Regions from separate parts of the Mus musculus genome. Here region 1 is linked to region 2. The links are chromatin loops, found by intact Hi-C in ENCODE. Cell type or tissue: heart. All regions are shown on one strand.

Evidence for each region. Peaks named below come from ENCODE experiments on the same cell type or tissue, not always from the same donor. Only the 100,000 strongest peaks of a DNase experiment are listed, where the experiment ranks them.
Region 1: it touches region 2 in a loop (5-fold over the local background); 4 of 42 quality-filtered maps call a loop at or near these places.

Annotation. Positions count from the first base shown.
Region 1 is chrX:107,815,380-107,817,879 of GRCm38, forward strand. It overlaps 2610002M06Rik (RIKEN cDNA 2610002M06 gene), which reads right to left and starts at 955. Exons shown (of 8, transcript NM_025921.3): 1 at 756-955. The coding sequence starts at 771. Tent5d (terminal nucleotidyltransferase 5D) reads left to right here and starts at 1,098. Exons shown (of 6, transcript NM_001163104.2): 1 at 1,098-1,262. In heart, a CTCF peak has its summit at 1,025; a DNase peak (open chromatin) is centred at 942; H3K4me3 peaks cover 1,571 bases; H3K27ac peaks cover 1,043 bases.
Region 2 is chrX:109,075,203-109,077,702 of GRCm38, forward strand. No RefSeq gene overlaps it. Among named protein-coding and RNA genes, the nearest start is that of Sh3bgrl, 19 kb to the right of the region's middle. In heart, a CTCF peak has its summit at 1,369 (motif pointing left); no DNase peak of the experiment used is centred here.

The sequences.
Region 1 (2,500 bases), 1.3 Mb before region 2:
AAAAATTACAGCAACATGGAGCTTCTGTGATGGAATTTAAGTAGTGAAAAAGAAAAAGAAAGCCAAATTGTGTTCATGACGTCACCAGGAAGCTTTATTCTTAGCCCCTACTAATTGCCCAAGTGGCCAGACAGGTTTGGCTGATGGACTTTATGGCTTCAGGAATAACCTGAATTTCCTCAAGTGTTAAATTAGAATGCAGCGGGAACAGAAAGCGAGCACAGTTAGTTCGGAGGGTTCGTAGCAATCGCTCAACCTCATCACCAGTCACCTGCAGTCATTAAAGGGCAGTTCGCCAAAAGCAGTTTGTCCACGTACGCTTTGAGAACCTACACCTCCGCCTGGAGCCATAGGCAAACTCCAGTCGCCTCCCCTAGGTCCTGGCACCATTCCCTGTCAATTTCAAAGAGGCCAAAAATTCACTGATAAGGCAGGTGACAGAAATCCTCAACAAGGGGCGGTACGGGCTCAATTATCTCTGTCTGTCCACTGGCTCCTCTGACCCTCCCCACATTCGAGGATGGCAGCGGAGGCGGAGGCGGCGGCCGCAGCGAGGAGGAGGGTGAAAAATAAAAAAAATAAAAAAAAGGCCAACCCCAGGCCGCTGGAGCCTACCCATCCGCATCACAGCTCCCTCGCCCCACGTGCGGGCCCAAAGGGTCAAGCCCCTGGGCGTGTCCCCAGCACCCCTGCCTTCGCCCCCCCCTCCCCAGCCCCCAAGGCCCTGGTAGCATCTTGACCAACAGAAAGGATACTCTCCATGTTCGACATGATCTCTCGAGTTCACCGGGCGGGAGGAGGGGGAGGGGCAGGTAACACGCGGGACAGGGGCTGGACCCGCGAGTTGTGGGTCGCTTGGGCGCGCGGAGGGTGGCGGTTGTAGCGGGTTTCGAGGGATCCTAGCCCACTTCCTGTTTCGGTTTAGAACCCGTGGTGGGTGGAGTCCCACGAGCTAGAGAGGCGGGACTGGGACGACGCCAACATGGCTGCAGTGAGTCGCTTCGGTTAGGATGGCTCTGGTCGCTTGGGGGCGGTGGAGTCCGAGAGCTGAAGCTTAGGTCCCTCCCACTTAGATGCTTCACGTGCGCTCAGGATAACTGCGCTAAACCTGGTCCGGCATCCCACCGGACTTCTAGTTCTTTCTTTTGTCAACCTGGACGCCGCTTAGCCTTCCGCCCACCTCGTACCTCAGATTTCACACAGTCCTGGTCGTCCCTCATCCCTTTCTCTCAGAGCTTAAGTCTTAAAGGGTGAAGACAAAGGTATAGGACTTTTAAAGTACTTTTTAAAAATTCTGACAGTGTAAAAGAACGGCTCGAGGGGTTAGTGTGGTGGGTAATGTTGAGGTTTTTTAAACAATCTTGAACCTTAGAGTTGTAGGGTTGAAGGGGAAGGAGGAAAAGTCCGGCTCTACTTGAGAGGTAATGTTGCTTCGAAATTTTTTCTCATATTAGTTGGTTTAATTTTATTTTTCTTAAGCACAGCTGATGTATGGTCTAAAATTAATATAAAATCTCTATAATGGGTGGGAGCAGTAATGGGGGTGGTCGTAGATAGAGCTTGGCGTATTTTACGTTCCTTTGACTTTCAGAAATGTCCAGAGGTGGATTTATTAGAAGCACTCTCTGGACTTAGGAAAAGAGGGAATTTTAAGCAGATTTGTGGCATTTCAATTTTAGTGTCATAGAAATTACATATATTACTCTGAAAGTTAGTGTAATTGTCGTAATTGCTAAATCTCAGAAGTTTGTCATTTACCTCATTCTTAAATTCAACCTGTGGAATTATGTGCACAATGCCATACACTTTTTATCCTTAGGATTATTTCTTTTTTTTTTTTTTAACAAAACTGGCTTTAAAAGTGAATATTTTATTATTTTGTGTTAATGATAGTTGGTAAAAAGCTTCAGACTGTTTTCTAACTGTCCGTGTTTCATTAAAAGAAAAAGAGAACCCTTGCTCAATACAAAGTTCTGGGAAGTACAGTCTAGAAATCATTTCAATAGGCAGAACCGTGTAAAGGTTATTTTTAGGTTTGCATCTCACTTTATAGTTGGAGAACAAGACTTATGAAACTGAAAGCTTTGGAAATTTCATCAGTTCTCTGTGTGCCTTAAACAGTTGCCTTCATTGCTGGAAAACTACCTTTGGGGGTTAAAGGTAAAGATATCTGTCTGGAAAGACTTTCCCTTAGCACTTACTATTTTTAACATCATTCCTTCAGTAAAACCATAAATACTAGAACAACCTACCAAAACTTAAACATATGTGAGTTTTAAAATGCTGTTGTTAGAGTTATAGGTATGCAATGTATAAAAATAAACGTTAAATTAAAATTTTTTTCAAACGATAAACTTTTTCAAGAAGTATCTCTTTTATAAGGTCCTTGTTTATAGAGAGTGTTTGCTGCTGCTGTCTGTCTTAAGTAAAAAACAAAACAAAACTGTTATCGTCTGTACTAAACACCTAGAAGGTATTTTACGTTTATGAGGTCTTTTAT
Region 2 (2,500 bases):
AGTGTGTTACTTACAGAATCATTAAAAAGAAGTTATGTGTTGACTGTACACTACATTACTGCCTTGCTAAAAGCAATAACATGCATGATCTAATAGCTTTATCATTTTAGGAGTTGGGTAATATTATTATGACCATTCTGCACAAAAAGTAGAAGCTGAATTTTATAATAATTAAATCTAGTCCAAAGTCATAAGACAATCTCTAGATCCATGAACTTGATCATTACACTGACAATCTGTAAAATGTGTTTGGGAGAGTCTTGGGAAAGACTAAATATGAATTATGCTATTTAGAAAATAGAATTTTTCTCAAGGCACCAAGACTCTTAATTAGTACTATTGGGAGGAGAAATCAGGAAAATATGAAAATTATTATAACTGAAAATTTATCAACTTCCTTTACCATAAATCAAAATTTTTTGTTTTGTCTTGTTTTTGGAAAATCACAAAATTCTGTAATAGTAACTTGTGCTGGCTAGCCTTATATTAACTTGACACAAGCTAGAGTTATCTGAAAGGAGGGAAACTCAATTGAGAAAAATGTCTTTGTGAGATCAGGTGGTAAGGCATTTTCTTAATTAGTGATTGAGGTGGGAGGGCCGAGCCCATTTTGGGTGGTGCCTCATCTGGACTGGTGGTCCTGTGTTCTATAAGAATGGAGGCTGAGCAAGCCTTGGGAAGCAAGCCAACAATCAGCACCACTCTAGGGCCTGTGAGTCAGCCCCTGCCTCCAGGTCCCTGCTCTGTTTGAGTTCCTGTCTTGACTTCCTTTGATGATGAACAGAAATTTGGAGTATAAGCCAAATCAACCCTTTCCTTCCCAGCTTGTCCTTTCTTCATAGTGTTTCACTACAGCAACAGAAGCCCTAAGACATAACAAAATAAAATATAAAATAAAACCTCAAAAAAAATCTATAAAGTGTATAGGAGGATAGGGGAGGGGAGTCACACCAGACTCTTTGGAAGAAATAAAACCTAAACTACTATCATTCTCCAGCACAGTGTTATTTAATCTGTTCTTATGGTAACTGAATTAACCTTTTCCTCCTGTGGAACCAATGGCACTGATGAAAGAGGATTGCACCAATAGCTTTTTGATCTAAGTATCAGATTTTTTTTCCCCTCCAAGTATCAGAATGTTTTGAAAACGGTTGTTGATTTTGCCAGTAATCCTATTATTTGATGAAACCCTCAATTATAAGTGCTCTGGTACAATGGATGACAGAACATTCTATCCTGTTGAAATTCTGTGGAGAGCTGGTTAAAAAAAAAAAAAAAAAAAAAAAAAAAAATTCTCGAAAAGTCTCTGCTTTCCTAGGTGCCAGACGTTTTTCTTCTATGAGCCAGTGGTGCCCTCTAGTGATTGTACCAATAAACCACAATTTGTATGTGGCCAGAACCCTGAACCCAATACTTATCTGGAAGTGTCCTAAGGTTGCTTTCTTCTCTTGCACATCACTTCATCCCAGGTGAGGAATAAAAGCGAAAAGTTACTCAGCAAAACATTGTATGTTAATTCATCTGAGCTCTACTGCTGATATTCTCATTTTCTTTATATTTGGCAAGAAGGAAAGGAAGTCCACCAAAATGCAGTGTGTGTGTATGTCTGTATGTGTGTGTGTGTGTGTGTGTGTGTGTGTGTGTGTGTGTGTGTGCATGCACACACGTGTTGTGAGTGTATGGGGTTTAAATATTTACATGTTGATGTGTGTGTGCCATATGCCTTGTCCTCCATATTTTAGAGAAGCCAGGAAGGAGGGCGTCAGGTGCTCTGACTGACGTGGCTCAACTCATGATACATGCAATAATCAAGGCTTTTGAAGACCAACAAGATTATTTTTATTTTGAAACAACCAACGTACTGTGTATTGAACACATAAAATTGTAACTGTACACACAATTCTAGTTAAATATACAGCTGAAATATGTGTATTATTTCTAGTTGGTTATCATCTGATGAATAAGTAATACACTGGAATTTTATTCAGCTCTAAAGAAAATAAAGTTTTCAGGTAAATCGATAGATTTAGACATAATAATTTTGAGTGAGATAACAGCCCCTAAAAGACAAACTTCTCATGTTTTTAGCATATGTGGAGAACACCTAATAGTTAAATTATGTTTAATTTGGCATAAAGGTAGAACCTATGAAAGCAGAAAGAGACCATGGGTGGGGTACAAGCAGAAAGGTCTTCGGGGAGGGTTGAAAATCATAAGTAGTATAAAGAGGAAAGGGTTGGAATGACAGTGGACTGGTTAATACTGTTTTTTTGTTTTTGTTTTTGTTTTGTTTTGTTTTGTTTTTTGACAAACTTGTCATGAACCAAGGTCATTTGGGAAGAAAAAAACCTCGCTGAAATCGCTTCTATCAGACAGGACTATAGGCAAATTTGTGGGAATTTCTTAATTAATGATTGATGCAGGAGGGTGAGTAATGCCACCCCTTGGCCAGTGGTCCTGAACTGTATAAGAAAGCAAACTGAGAACGACCTAGGAAGCA